2 separate regions of the Homo sapiens genome follow, and region 1 is linked to region 2. A link is a loop called in an ENCODE intact Hi-C map of the cell type or tissue named here. Cell type or tissue: endothelial cell of umbilical vein. All regions are shown on one strand.

What was found. Hi-C counts contacts between places; a loop is a spot of excess contacts. Peaks named below come from ENCODE experiments on the same cell type or tissue, not always from the same donor. Only the 100,000 strongest peaks of a DNase experiment are listed, where the experiment ranks them.
Region 1: it touches region 2 in a loop (3-fold over the local background); 2 of 110 quality-filtered maps call a loop at or near these places.

Annotation. Positions count from the first base shown.
Region 1 is chr20:5,858,403-5,866,402 of GRCh38, forward strand. SHLD1 (shieldin complex subunit 1) reads left to right here. Exons shown (of 3, transcript NM_152504.4): 3 at 4,622-5,993. The coding sequence ends at 5,061. Among named protein-coding and RNA genes, the nearest start is that of CHGB, 49 kb to the right of the region's middle. In endothelial cell of umbilical vein, no CTCF peak of the experiment used is centred here; DNase peaks (open chromatin) are centred at 4,989 and 6,979; H3K27ac peaks cover 1,806 bases.
Region 2 is chr20:5,802,634-5,810,633 of GRCh38, forward strand. The region is part of intron 2 of SHLD1 (shieldin complex subunit 1); the gene reads left to right. Among named protein-coding and RNA genes, the nearest start is that of SHLD1, 56 kb to the left of the region's middle. In endothelial cell of umbilical vein, a CTCF peak has its summit at 3,966; DNase peaks (open chromatin) are centred at 1,868 and 2,308; H3K27ac peaks cover 684 bases.

The sequences.
Region 1 (8,000 bases), 56 kb after region 2:
GTTTCTAAAGGCTAATGGCATCTCTTGCAGAACACAACTATTAATCTCAAGTGCTCCATGCCAGTTGACTGTCTTCTGAATTCAAATAAGCACCTACAACTCCTAAATATATAAAAATATTTTTAGGTGTATAACAATCTCAAGTATCAGGCTGAGCGTGGTGGCTCATGCCTATAATCCTAGCACTTTGGAAGGCCAAGGTGAGCAAATCACTTGAGGCCAGGAGTTCGAGACCAGCCTGGCCAACATGGCAAAACCCCATCTCTACCAAAAATACAAAAAATTAGCCAGGCATGGTGGCACACACCTGTGGTCCCAGCTACTCGGGTGGCTGAGGTGAGAGGATCATTTGAGCCCAGGAGGTGGAGGCTGCAGTGAGTTGAGATCATGCCACTGCACTCCAGCTTGGGTGACAGAGTAAGACTTCACCTCAAAAGGAATCTGAAGTATCTATATGTTATCTCTTTTCTTGTTGGCAAAGAGAAAATTTAACAATTGGATGCATGCAAAAGCATTGTGATATCAAGCCCTGCCCTCCTCCTTTTCTTCTTGTAAATTTCTAAAGAAATCCTATTCATGATGGAAAATATATAAAAAGGCAAGTTCCATTCAATTTAAATAATACCAGAATCACTGGGACCAGGGCCAATGGTTTTCCCCCTCAACCATTGTTGTGGGGTAAAAAAGCCATCTCATGGTCTGAGAAGGGAAAATGTGTAACTCGAATAGGTACCAGCAAGAAGGGTGCTGTGCAGGGAATGGGGACCAACAGCAAAAGTCTCTTAGGGAGCTCAAGGCAAATCAACATATTACAGTGCAGCGGGAGTCAACATTGAGTTCCCACTCCTTTCAAGATCCATCCTTTGACCCAGGGGAGGGGTGAGGGGCAGGGGGACATTATTGGTATTTGGGAGATGGACCATTCTTTGTTTGTCCTGTGCACTGTAGAATGTTTACATCCTTGACCCCACTCACTAAATGCAAGTAGCACTTTGCAATCCCTGACACAAAAACATCCCTAGACTCTCCCTGAAGACGTTGCTATCCCCCTTTGACAGCTCTACAAGGTTGGAATATACCAACAGAGAGAATAAGGTGGGGTTTGAACGTAACTGGGAGGATGCATCACTGAGCACGAACTGACTAGTACCATCATTCTTTCCACACATGGACACATCAGGAAAGGAAAAGCAATTAGCTACATTTGCTGGCAAAGAAATGGTGACATCCAAAAGCTACAACAGCCTTATGATTAGAGAGGAGGCTTTATAGTTGGTAGTAAAGCAAATTTTAAAAGGAAATCAAAAACTGAAATGGACTGCAGGCAGCATTCAAAATAACTGACATAGTAAATGACTCAACCCGTATGTCATTGGTCTTCTGAAGGGGAAGGGTTGTTTCTCTGAAGACGACTGGCAGACTGCCTGACATGTGCATGAAAAGTATAGGAGACAGCTAGCTTTTAGCCTCTTTTGTGGACACTGGATTTCAAAATTTTTAAATTAAATGAAACACAGATGAAAATTTTAAATCCTGCATATCAAAGCACATTGACAATTTACTTACCAAGTACGTGCCATGTTGCTTGGCGTTTTCTATTGTACGTGGACAGTTTTGAGGGTTCAACTTTCCCAGTGTTGTTGGTGGGCATCCCCCGCTCTCTCCCACCCACCCCATTGGCCCTTCCCAGCTTCTGTCTTCCAGCCACCACCTCCCAACCCCTACCCAGGACAAGGTCATCTGCGGGTAAGAAGGTAGGAAGGGACCCTTCATCCTGCCATCACGGGACCCCATTCCCTCTCCTTCTCCCTTCAGCTTTCTAACAGCAGCATCATTTGTTAGGCAATTACCCAAGCTAAGGCTTCTTATTTGGTTGCTTGATATTAAAGTAGGCCAGCAAAGGAAGTTTTTACATCTATCCCCCCAGAGGTTTGTTTTAATTTTTTTACAACAATTTTTTAAAACAAAGAGCCCTTTTTTATGAATTATTTGAGATTTGCTCACAAAAAATCAGGCCACCAATCCTGATTTTTCTACAAACAAGGACATTCTCTTCTAAAACAATAAAATCATCAAAATCAAGAAATTAACAGTGATGCATTACTACCATCTAATCCTCAGACCCCATTCACAGCTCTCCAGTTGCCCCAGTAATGTGCTTTACAATGAAAAGATGAAGTTTAAAAAAAGTTTTTTTTTGCATTTGGCTGTCATGGCTGTTTTAGCCTCCTTCATTCTGGGACAGTAGCTCAGTCCTTCCTTGGTTTTCACAAACCTGGCACTTCTGAAGAGTACAGGCCAAGAACTCCTCTCCTGCTGCTTCTATGCCATCAGAACAAGAAAGAGACCAGCATCTGTCTCCCTCCCCTTCCACCCATCCTGGAGGCTTCAGTCCAGTGATAGTGTTCTTGGGAAGAACTTGGGTAAAAGCTCTGGGCATAGCAAGGTCAAGGAAAGTTTCTTTACTATTCTTTAAAAAAAAAAAAAAAAAAAAAAAAAAAAAAAAAAAGACGGGCCTGGGACATAGCTTTAAGCTTTCTGGAAACTAGTGTAGTGGAAATACCATCCCTGCTATCGAATTTTTTACAAAGCGTGTTCTCTGTTTTGGGTGCCCCCTGGCCATTCTGAGTTCTCTCTCTCCTTGAGCCTCCAGGCTGGGTCTCAGGCTGCTGAAGAAAGGCCAGTTGGCAGAGGAGGAGAACTGGAACCAGCCAAGGAGACATTTAGTTTCTATTTCTTCTTGCCACTGGCCTTTTGTTCATCAACTCTGCTTCTCCATTGCGTGGTCCTTTCAGAATAAGATTGCAGGTCACCTCCTCTGAAGAGGGAGCATGCACTCATTCTGCTACCCTGGCACTGCATGTTTCCACAGAGTCCACAGTGTCCCAGTTAATGTCACTACATCATTTCATATCTATGTACATCCTGTGACTATATTTCAGTTGTTTAATGTCTGTAACGATGTCTCTTCTTCCTACTTAGATTCCAAGTACCTCAGATGAGGGACATGATCTTCAGCATCCATCTGTCTATCTTCAACAACTTGTAATGAGTTGCCTTAATATCAGCTTTCTATAAATAAGTGTTGAATGGATGAATGCTTGTCCATGTGTAGGCCTGCGTGTGACTCAAAGAACACATGTCCATATTCTTTTAGAATGTGCTGATAACTTCCGGATAATCTATTTCTCTGATCTTTACATTACCATAGACATTCTAGAAGAGAGATTGTTTAGTAAAACCCTCATTTTAAAGTTGAGAAAGTTGAAGCCCAGAAAGGTTGTATGACTTGTCCAAGATGTCATTTCCAGCTAGTAGCAAAACTAGGGCCCAAACCAAAATCCTACCTCCTTTCCTAAAGCTCCACCCACTGTACCATGCACCTTACTTCAGCATTGGCAAGTACAGATATGTTTATTGTAGCTACTGATTGAGTTCGTAGGGGCAGGGAAATGTCAAAGCTAGTGATTTATAAAAGCTTATATCAGGGTCAGGCGTGGAGGTCCAAGAGCAGGGTGCCTGCCTGGTCAGCTTCTGGTGAGGGCTCCTTTCCTGGCTTGTAGACAGCCGCCTTCTCACTGTGTGCTCACATGGCTTTTCCTTAGTGCTTGCAAAGAGAAAGAAAAAAGAGATCTCCTTTTCTCTTCCTCCTCTTATAAGGATCCTTTCAGATTAGGATTCTACCTATAGACCTCATTTAACTTTAATTACCTCCTAAAAAGCCCTCTCTCCAAATATAGTCATGTTGGGGGTTACAGCTTCAACACGTGAATTTTTTGCGGACACAATTCAGTCCATAGCATAGTGATAGCGTAAAAATTTAAAACACCTTCAACATACTATAATATGATATGAAAATAGTTGTTGTAGTGTGTAGTGGGTCCCCCACCAGGTGACTTAAGAGTGTATGTCTGCTGCTTGAACCCTGAAGGCTGAGCAGTGAGCCAAGGCCATGGTGCCCAGCTGAGGAGTAGGTGTCCTTGAGAACCCAGACATCCCGGAGAGAATCTGAGAACCTACCAAGGAAAACAGTCCCATCGTGCACACGCACGGATCTCTAGAGCTATCCTGCTGCCATCCAGGAGTGCCCTGTTATAAGCCCTAATAAACTCAACTACTCATCAAGCTGGACTTGTCCAAGTTATTCTTTGGTCTTTCAGCACCTTCCCAGTTTGGGGGTGGGTACTACAGTCCCAAGTTTTTCCTGTAACAGCTGAGATCTATTGGTGACAAAGTTACAGGTACTGCTATTAATACTGTGGTTTGCTGCCTACATTCATCATGGGAGGAAATGCTTAATTTCAGGTTGTGGTTAGTGAAAATAAATAAATATATATGTATATTTTTTACATCCAAGTTCACAGGCACCCTGAATTTCTATACAGGGACATCGGGCTAAGAATCCTTGGTCCACACAAGTAATATGTTCTCGTTGTGAGCAAGCAAGTGGCATAACCTCAGGATGGTGAGAACAGATTTTGAAATCAGCTGATATTTCCCATTGCCAGTTACTCAGGAACAGTAAGCATGTTGAACTGAAAATAGACATCATCTGCTCTTGGCTTGCTTTCTGATATTTTTGATTGTGTGTTTGAGTATTGGAATACGTTTTGTCTTGCAGACACCAGTAACTTAAATATAGAACAAAATAACTCCTGGACCGCTGAGAACTTCTGGCTTGACCCTGCTGTGAAAGGCCAGTCAGAGAAGGAAGAGGATGATGGCCTTCGGAAATCCCTGGATAGATTCTATGAAATGTTTGGTCATCCACAGCCAGGCTCTGCAAACTCACTCTCTGCATCTGTCTGCAAGTGCCTGTCTCAGAAAATCACTCAACTAAGAGGCCAGGAGAGCCAAAAGTATGCCCTCCGCAGTTTTCAAATGGCCCGGGTGATCTTCAACCGGGACGGCTGCTCCGTCTTACAGAGGCATTCCAGGGACACCCACTTCTACCCACTGGAGGAAGGAAGTACATCTTTGGATGATGAAAAGCCAAACCCAGGACTGTCAAAGGATATTACTCATTTCCTCTTGCAGCAGAATGTAATGAAAGACCTGTAACTGGTGCCGGGCAGTGTGCAGGGTAGTAATGGAGGTGCTGTGCCATGACCAGCAGTGTTGGTGGCCACCCAGATCCCCTAGGGTCTCTGGCCAGCTCTGTGTGCCCAATCCCAATTAAGTGCTTTGAGGTTAAAGGCTGGCACCTGTGACCTGGTATTGGAGCCAGTCAGCCCATATGGAGAGCCAGCAGGGTCTGGGAGTTCTCCGTCCTCTTGGCCAAGGCCGCTGACTGACTGGGCTACGAGTCAAAAGCCCAGCTCCCTTGCCTCAAGGAAGGACATTCTCTGAGGAGTAATTTATGCTCTAGCACTCCCTTTCCTCTAGATCGGCCTGAGGCTGGGACATTACATGAAATCACACCCTTGCTGGGCTTAATCCCTTTCCCTACCCTCCCATTTATTTACTGGTGTCTCTGGGAGCCTTTCCTTAATAAACCTCTTATATCTGAATCCTTGACTCAGAGTCTACTTCTGGGAGAATTCACCCTGAGAGAACATGCTTCTGTGAGATGAGGTTTTAGAAGGATACAAAGCTCTACACCGAATCAGGTATAAGGAATTATATCAAGTTGTAAAACTGAGACCATGTCATTGAGAATACATGTCCTAAAATAATATAAAGATTGAAATACAGTTGAGAAAAGTATATCACATCTTGATCACACCCTTGCCTCCTCTCCAAAGCTAGAAATCCATGTTTTATCATACTAACTGGGTGTGGAAGGAACATTTGGACAATCTAAAATAACAGCGAAAATTCACAATTCTTTTTAAAATCTCTTGTCTTTTATCAGATTGCAAACGTGAAAGGTGAGAAGGTAACAAATGTGCACCACCCACCACAGTATATGTAAGCACAATTATGCTACGCTAGGCTGATGCCACGTGGCCTTGTCAAGTTGTGTTTGAAGAGAATAAATAATCCTTTGCCCAGGTGGGGCCCTACTTTCTCTTGTCTTCTGCCTGCCTGCACCCTCTGTCACCTTGTGAACGCTTGGCCCCTCACCCCTGCCCTGTCCTTGCCTCCAACACCCTGAGCTCCATTTGCAAAGGCTTGCCCAGAGCAGGACTTCTTGGCCACCTTGTCCCTGTCCTCCAGGCATGAGCCCTTCCTCACCAGGGAGCTCTTTAAATAGCCAGTGCAGGTTTGCACTGGCAGATGCTCCGCTCTGCGGGTCGTGTCCTGAACCCCCATTTGAGACTCAGTTGGTAGAATTACATCACCTGGCACCGGGATCTCAAGCTGCAATTGGAAGCCTCATGCTAATCCCTATCGCAGCAGTGCTTTCAACAAATTGCATTGGCAGAAAGGGTTATATTGCCTTTGGGTTGGGGGGAACAACAAAAGAAGCTGGCAGCCCTGAGCAACTAGATTTTGAGACACTTGAGGTGAAATTTAATTGGCCTAAGATTCCAAAAGCTTTCCAGAAAGCGGATTATGCAAACGGGTCAGCCTTAAAGTATACATTGAGAGTGAGTGTGCCATCTCAGGAAGGTATCCCAGGGACTCTTGGATGGAGAGAGAAGCCTTTTAAAGGTTAGGAATGACACACTCACACTCAGGCTTCCAGTGCTGGGGAGATTAGGTGTAAGAAACAGTGTTCCAGATTGAAGTGTAGAGGCACCTCCTGGAAGGAGACCCAGATGATAGAAATAGGAAATGAACAGGTCCTTGAGAGACACTGGAGAAAACAAGACTTCAGGTTTTCCTCTGACAAGCAATCGTCTGCTTCTTTCTCCATGGGCGTTTCCTATTCAACTGGCCCCCAAATAATCGTGAAGCCAGGGGGACTTATAATTGAAAACCTGGCAATTAAATTTTAAGGTAGCTAGCTTTATTGTTTTTTTAATGAGAGGCATATTAATAGATGTCCTTGAAGAACGCTATCATTTTTAGTATGACTCAGTCACTGCAATGTTTGCGGTTCGTCTCCATGGCTACCCACAGAAGGAAACTGGATTATTTTATGTTGTTTTTAAAAGGACAAAAAATACGAGTTATTTGAATCTTCATGTTGGAAAGCAGCAGCTTCTATTTGGCAATGAGATTTTAGTGTCAAACATTTCATAACCTTTATTTAAATATGTGTGCCAAGAGTGCCCGGTGAGAGGATAGCCCAAAAGTAGAGAGTTTAGAAGTCTCAAAGTCAGAATCACCTCAGGTTTAAAAAGAGTGTGGTGTGTGTTTACTTGCATCTGAATAAGTGTTTGTGACAGGTCAATACAAGATATTTGATTCCCTGCAAACTCACTGCTTAATTTGATCTCTGTGAGGTTAGGATGGCATTTTCCATTTATCTCTGTGAATCTTTAATAAAGGCTAACAGATAAGGATATTGAGGCTTTGGCCTTTGGCATTATTGTCTAATTCTGCCCCACAGATAAATTCACCAACATTATACCATCTCATGCATGTTATGACTGGCCTGTGATATCATCTGTGGCTCTTTTCAGGTCTTTGTGAGACATCAGAACTAAGAGCGCAGAAACATCACAACCCTTAAGAAGAGAACTCCTACCGATGTCTTAAATTCATGTGCTATTACTCATTTCATTAGTCTATTTCTTTGCATAACCTATGTAAAGGCCCATGTAACAGATCTTATTACCAGTAATTAGCACAAAACAATAGAGCCATGCTTTTTTATTTTAAAATAATTTATTTGAAAAAATAGAGATGGGATCTTGCTGTGTTGGCCAGGTTGATCTTGAACTCTTGACCTCAAGCAATCCTCCCACATCAGCCTCCCAAAGTGCTAGGATTACATGTGTGAGCCACTGTGCCCGGCCAGCTTTTTAAACTTTTTAAAGCTTTTAACACTTTTTATTGGATAATAATGATTACACAGAAACATACATATATCATACAAGTGAACACCTTGATGATTTTCACAAACACCCTGCCTGTGTAGCCAGCATCCTGATCAAGCAACAGATATT
Region 2 (8,000 bases):
CCTTTCTATTTTTCTTTTTCTTTTCATTTTTTTGACAGGGTCTCACTCTGTTGCTCAGGCTGGAGTGCAGTGGCGTGATCATGGCTCACTGCAGCCTAGACCTCCTGGGCTCAGGTGATCTTCCCACCTCAGCCTCCTGGGTAGCTGGGACTACACATGTGCGCCACGTTGCCCAGTGTCTCAAGCAATTCATCCACCTTGGTCTCCTAAAGTGCTGAGATTACTGGCGTGAGCCACTGTGCCCGGCCTCTTGAGCTTTCTTTTAATGATTATACCAAGAATTCTTCATCACTCACTGCAGGGCCAGGACCAAGACAAAGTGTTAAATGGGTTCCATTTTGCTCTGGCTTCCATCTGGCTTGATTACCAGTCCCGGCCTTCCCTTCTCGCTGTTCTGGGCTTATTCTTGCCTTTAATATACAGTCAATAAGCAACTCAAGAGGGGCCGTATTTCAATCCAGCATTCCTGAAGACCAGGGGGCCTTGTGAACACATTTGTTCTTCACCTTATTTGATTGCAGATCTTTTTTTTTTCTTTTTCATTTTCTTTGAGACAAAGTTTTGCTCTGTTACCCAGGTTAGAGTATAGTGGCGTGATCATAACTCACTGCAGCTTTGAACTCCTGGGCTCTAGCAGACCTACCTCAGCCTCCCAGGTAGCTGGGACTTGAGATGAGTACCACCATGCCTGGCTAATTTTTTAAAAAAATTCTTTTGTAGAGACAAGGTCTCACTATGTTGCCCAGGCTGGTCTTGAACTCCTGGCCTCAAGTGATCCTTCCGTCTCAGCCTCCCAAAGCATTGGGATTATAGGCATGAGCCACCAAGCCCAGTCTGTAGATCCTTTTGAAAATCTGATAGAAAGAATGAAAGCTCTCCCAAATGTGGGAGCCTGTGGCTTCAGGGGAGTCTCCAGAATTCTAGGCATTAGATTTAACATTTAAAAAAAAACAAGGGCCAGTCGCGGTGGCTCACACCTGTAATCCCAGCACTTCGGGAGGCCGAAGCAGGCAGATCACAAGGTCAAGAGATCGAGACCATCCTGGTCAACATGGTGAAAGCCCATCTCTACTAAAAATAAAAAAAAAATTAGCTGGGCGTGGTGGCACACACCTGTAGTCCCAGCTACTCAGAAGGCTAAGGCAGGAGAATCGCTTGAAGCTGGGAGGTGGAGGTTGCAGTGAACCGAGATCGCGCCACTGCACTCCAGCCTGATGACAGAGTGAGACTCTGTCTCAAAAAAATAAAAAAGATTAAAAAAAAAAAACAAAACAAGAATGACGAAAGAGCAGGTGGTGTGGACTTGCTATTTGGAGGTTGAGGGCCTGTCTTCTGCCCCTTCGATCATTAAGGAAGTTATCCAGTCTTATGGCGAGATCAATATCATTACTGTATGGCCGGGCGCAGTGGCTCACACCTGTAATGTTAGCACTTTGAGATGCCGAGGCGGGCAGATCACTTGAGGCCAGGAGTTTGAGACCAGCCTGGCCAACATAACAAAACCTCATCTCTACTAAAAATACAAAAAAAATTAGCTGGGCGTGGTGGCACATGCCTGTAATCCTAGCTACTTAGGAGGCTGAGGTATGAGAATCATTTGAACCCAGGAGGCAGAGGTTGCAATGAGCCGTACTTACTATATATATATAGTAACTTACTATAGGTCTTTGTATATATATATAGTTACTGTAAGACATTTGTATATCGCAAAAAAAAACTATATATATATATACAGTTACTGTAAGACATTAGTATAGTGTAAAAAAAAACTAGAAAAAAAAACCAAAAAACAAACAAGAAAATCTAGCTCCTGTGTGTTTTTTACATGACCTTGTGGCACCTGCAGGCTAATTTTGTTTGTTCAGGTTTTGCCACATCCTGTGATCGTTCATTATCTTTGACTTGATATGTGACCGTACAAGAACATTTCAGTTATGGCCTAACATAATATGTGCTCTAAAAATTCCATTGCAGAAATCATACTTGATGAAGGTGGCCGTCATTCATTTTTGTCACCTAATCATGAATGCCAGTGCCACTTTCCATTTCAGGACTGGCATGGAAAGTTATGCCTGTGCATCAAACAAAAGTTTGCATGAAGAAGGAGCCTCTTGTTCAATTTTGCATGAGATGTTTCCTATTGACTTTGAAAACTTGAAGTGTTTGAAGGCAAGGGGGAAAGCAAATCAACCCAAGAGATTCCACATATTCAAAGACTCCAGCACTTTGTTTACCTAACACAGAACTGTGTGCTGGTGGCGAAATAAAGCCTTTGCCCTGAACAGGAAATCTTGGTGGAGTCCAGGCAGCAGGAGGCCTGGCAGCATTCCACAGTGATCAGCTGAAGGAAAAACAAGAGTTTACAATACTAACCCCAAATGCCCTTTTTGTCTCCCAGGAGAATAATACTATCTTGGCCTAGGAGGGTTGTGCCTTCATGCTCAACTCTTGGTCTAACAGTCATGAAGCTGCAGTAACATTCTGTTTTCCCCTCCTTAATCTTCTTTATCAAAGTCTTAATCCTTTGCTGCTGTTGTTTTTGAGATGGAGTTTCGCTCTTGTTGCCCAGGCTGGAGTGCAGTGGCGCGATCTCGGCTTGCCACGAACTCTGCCCTCTGGGTTCAAGTGATTCTCCTGCCTCAGCCTCCCAAGTAGCTGGGATTACAGGCATGTGCCACCATGCCTGGCTAATTTTGTATTTTTAGTAGAGACAGAGTTTCTCCGTGTTGGTCAGGCTGGTCTTGAACTCCAGACCTCAGGTGATCCGCCCACCTCAGCCTCCCGAAGTGCTGAGATTACAGGCGTGAGACCCCTAATCCTTTTTGTTTGTTTATATTATGAAATTAGGCCATTCTATAAGTGGTACACTTTTCAATTTCTTAAAAAAGGGAAAGGTAAATTATTTGGGGCAGACAACAAAATAGGAATGTAAATGCTTGAACTGTTGATTAAATTTGTGTGTTGTGTTGTTTTGTTTTGCTTTTTGAGCCAGAGTTTTGCTGTGTTTCCCAGGCTGGAGTGCAGTGGCGCAATCTCGGCTCACTGCAACCTCTGCCTCCTGGGTTCAAATGATTCTCATGCCTCAGTCTCCCGAGTAGCTGTGATTACAGGTGTGCACCACCACATCCAGCTAATTTTTGTATTTTTGGTAGAGACAGGGTTTCACCATTTTGGCCAGGCTGGTCTCAAACTCCCAACCTCAGGTGATCCGCCCTCCTTGGCCTCCCAAAGTGCTGGGATCATAGACATGAGCCACTGCGCCTGGCCTAAATTTGTGTTTAATATGGCAGGAGTGACGGCTGGGTCTGGTGACCTCCATTTCTCTATTGAATGGGGAGAAAGCACAGCCTTTGGGGTTTGAAGGGCATTATCGCTTTAAACATGTTTTTTGATTTAAATTTTTAAATATTTTTTAGAGATGCGGCCTTGCTCTGTTGCCCAGGCTAGTTTAGAACTCCTGGGTTCAAGTGATTCTCCTGCGTCAGCCTCCCAAAATGTTGGGATAATAGGTGTGAGCTACCACATCTGGCTGCTTTATAATTTTTTACTTGGCGTTTCTTTATCTGTTTTATGGGGACAATAATATCTACCTGATGGGTGGACACATAGTAGCTGACATAAGTGAGAATCTCCACCCACAAACTTTAAAACTGTTGCTTACGCATCATGCTATTGGTCCACAGTATATGGATTTGTGGATCGTGTCTTCTTCCTTCCATTTGAAAACTAGAACATTTGCTTATCTCCCGTCCCTCTATCACTTACCCCATCCTTTGTGATGGTTTTGAAGCACTGATCATTTTCCTGTATTACTGTGGGGAAGTGGATTATCTGCAATACATGCCTTGTGTTCATTTCCTCTCCTACCAGTCAGGCATGCAGTTTTGATAAACTACCTCCCAAGTTCTGAAGGAATTAGGCTTAACCTAAAATAAACAAAACAATAGAATTTTGATAGAAGTGGAACAGAGGCCTGCAGTGTTGTCCCAGGAGCTGTTGAGGGCAGTGGCGCCTGCTTCTGGCCATGGACAGAGAGATTCAGCATCACCATGTCATTGCAGAATGAAGGGAGAGTTGGCTTTGTTAACCACCTTGGCTGCCCGTGATGCACTGATCAGTTAAGATACCAACATTTCTTATTTACATCCTGTGTTGTTGTTTCTCCGCACCCAAGGGATGTGAACAGAGTGGTGGCAGTGATGGTTGCCAGCCCTCTGTCACCACCCTCTCCACTAGAATGCCATGTATTATGTATTTCCACTGAAGGACTTGATTTTAGCACCGAAGAGTGAGTGAGTGGTCGTGTAACCTGTACCTGCAATCTTGGCCTTGAATTCTCATTTTATTCCTCAATGCACTGGCTTAGAAATCAGCTGGCTGGTAGCTGTGAGCCAGGCCCATGCCCACTGCTTTCAGCTGGAGCCCTGCAGGGCTTTGCCCTCCTGGGTGGCCTTTGCCTGGTACGCCTCTCTTGTGCTGGGCTGAGGGCAGCTCTTGGTTATGTATGATTAGCTCAAATTGTGATTCAAAATTGGCACAATTATATCATCCTAATTAAAAAAATAAACCTGAAAATGTAGTATAAATTCCTAACTTCTGAAAATTCCTCGTAATACCCATCCCAGTTTTCAAAGCAGTTTCATAAGTTACTATTTATTTTTTCCTTCTTTTCTTTTCATTCCTTCCTTCTTCCTTCCTTCCTTTCCTTCCTTCTTTCCTTCTTTTCTTTCTCTCTCTTTCTTCCTCTTTCTCTTTTTTCCTTTTTTTTGAATTGGGGATCTTGCTCTCTTTTGATAATGCGATCATATCTCACTGCAGCCTTGAACTCCTGGGCTCAAGCCATCCTCCTGCCTCAGTCTCCTGTGTAGCTGGGACTACAGGTGTGTTCCACCATGCTTGGCTAAGTTTTTACATTTTTTTGTAGAGTTGAGGTCTCGTCATGTTGCCCAGGCTGGTTGCAAACTTCCAGGCTAAAGTGATCTCCCACCTCAGCCTCCTGAGTCACTGGGACATATTTCTGTGGAATCTCCCAGTTTGGCAAAACATTAACCCTAGAATTACTTTAACATTGTTGGAAAAGAGGTACCCCTTCGACTTCCTTTTGGAGAATATAGCCTCAGAATTTATGCTCCCTAGAAACCAGAAGTGATTTCAAGCAATGAGCTAGAAAGAGGAAATCTCTCTTCTTTTTGTAGACTTACTGCTACTAGTCTTTGGAGGAAGGTCCCCAGGTGGGTATATGTATCATTGTTGTGACACTTGTGATAAGGTTAGCCTATTTTTAATGATAAAGCACTAATCATCCTTTTCTTTTAAAAAATCGTTATAAAAATAAACAGTACAAAAGAGTATAAAATGAAATGTAAGGGCGGGCGCGGTGGCTCATGCCTGTAATCCCAGCCCTTTGGGAGGCCAGGGTGGGCAGATCGCGAGGCCAGGAGTTCGAGACCGGCTTGGCCAACATTGTGAGACCCTGTCTTTACTAAAAATATAAAAATTAGCTGGGCATGGTGGCACACACCTGTAATTCCAGCCACTCGAGAGGCTGAGGCAGGAGAATCCCTTGAACCTGGGACACAGAGGTTGCAGTGAGTCAAGATCACGCCACTGCACTCCAGCAAGACTCCATCTCAAAAAAAAAAGAAACGTAAAAGTCCTAGGTCTTCATGCTTCTCCCCAGAAGTAATTATTGTAGATAACTTTTGTGTATCCTTCCATATACACACCTACAGATCTATATACATAAATATAGATAGACATACATACATATGTACATGTGTATATTGTACACACACAAACAGCACGTATATCTTTTTTTCTAAATACCAATGGAATTTTACCAAAATATTATCTTGCATCTTGCCCTTTTTTCACTTATTGCTATAATAAGGCAGCTTGCCATGTTGGTACATGTAGCTCTCTCATATTTTTACTGTCTGCATAGTATCCCATTGTATGATTGGATCATAGTTTATTTAACGAGATGTCTATTGATGGATGTTTAGATTGACCCATGTTTTTACTCATAAACAATCTTGCAGGGAATCTCCTCTTACACAGCTTATCTAATGCATTTGGTGAATGAATATTCTCATTCATGGAGTCAAACTTGGTAACTATATTGTTGTATTTTGAATATTAGTGATTTAGTGGATTTAAGCAGAAAATATTTTAATGAAATTTAATGGCTAAGTAACAAAAGATCGCCTTTATTTGCACAAGAAACATTCTTACAGATGGTGAAAGTGTTACAGAAGCCAGTTTAGTTGGGTTAATATTATCGGTTAGGAGTTAATTCACAGTAAAGTGTTTGTTTTAGAACATCAAATTAATATGCCATGAAGGAATTTAAGGGGGTGGCATTTTTTATGAGTTGCCATAGTGGCAGATACAGAGTTGTGGCACATACCTCATGAGAATGTACTTCCAGAGGTAGAACTAAAAAAGAATAATTTCTCATAAGAGGAGGTGAGAAATGTTGGGGGTGGATTTTTCTTTCTAAAACCATGCTCATAAGTGATGAAAAGGACAGCTTTTAAAAATCACCAAAGAACTAAATGTATGACTAAATAGTGGAAAGGATCTTAACGTACATGTTTGCACAAAAATAAGAAACTCATTTTAATTCCATGAAACAAATACTAACTATGGTTTAGAGTGAATCTTGACAGCATTCATAGATATGGCTCTCCTTAAATAGACTCTTAGAATTAGATGTATTTGCTCTGAGCTCAGAGTTAAATCCTCATTTCCCCTTATGTCACACCCTACTGCCAAGTGTCTGATTAGCAGCATCCTGAAAGGAAAAGCCGGCTGCCTCCCCTGAAGTGGGTCCCCAGTTCTGTAGTCCAGCTTGCTCCAGAGGTTATTGTCACTCTGCCACCAAAAACAACCAATACAGTCAAAGCTCAGCAGCTCCAGCTCTAGCTGGATGAATTATCTTCTAACCACTCTTACCCCACATTGTACAACTGCATCCATCCTTCCTCAGTTGTACAGACAACTTAAATATTTCCTCTACACCATTGGTTCTCAACCAGTGGCCGTTGCCCCGTGCTGCCACCACCAGGGGACATTTGGTGGAGTTTGGAGACATTTTTGGTTGTTAAAGCCATAGGATGCTACTGACATATAGTCGGGAGAGGCCAGGGATGCTTCTAAATATCCTGCAATGCACAGAATAGTTCCCCCACCCAACAAAGAATTATCTAGCCCGATAGCGCTGAGGGTATGAAACCCTGCTGTACACAGTGATGTCACATACTGAGGTCTCATTGTTATTTCAGTTTTCTGGCATATCTAGTTTATCACATACTACACCTTTGTCAAAAATTGGATTGTTCGGCCAGGCGCAGTGGCTCACACCTGTAATCCCAGCACTTTGGGAGGCCGAGGCAGGCAGATCATGAAGTCAGGAGTTCTAGACCAGCCTGGCCAACATGGTGAAACCCCATCTCTACTAAAAATACAAAAATTAGCCAGGCGTGATGCTGCGCGCCTGTAATCGCAGCTACTTGGGAGGCTGAGGGAGGAGAACTGCTTGAACCCGGGTGGTGGAGGTTGCAGTGAGCCAAGATCGTGCCACTGCACTCCAGCCTGGGTGACAAAGCAAGACTCTGTCTCGGAAAAAAAAAAAAATTGTATTGTTCAATAATGGACCACCTTAGACATCGAGTAACTAAGGGGACTGATACTGTGGTAGAGTGATCTTAGCATTAGGCTAGGTGGCAATTAGGAGATAGGTGTTCTAATCTCATTATTGCCTCTAATTAGCTATGGGACCTTCCGAGCCATTTAATTATCTTTTGTGAAATGAGAGCATTTGCCTAAGTTGCCTAGAGTCTTTCTAAGTCTTAAAATATTCCATTACTCTGCCATTGCACATATATTTTTTAAGTGGGATAAGGATGAACAGTAGGTACATACAGGTGTTCCATTGATTCTTTCTATTTCCCCTACCAATAGACGTATTTCTGTAGGCCTGGCATGATGGCTCACGC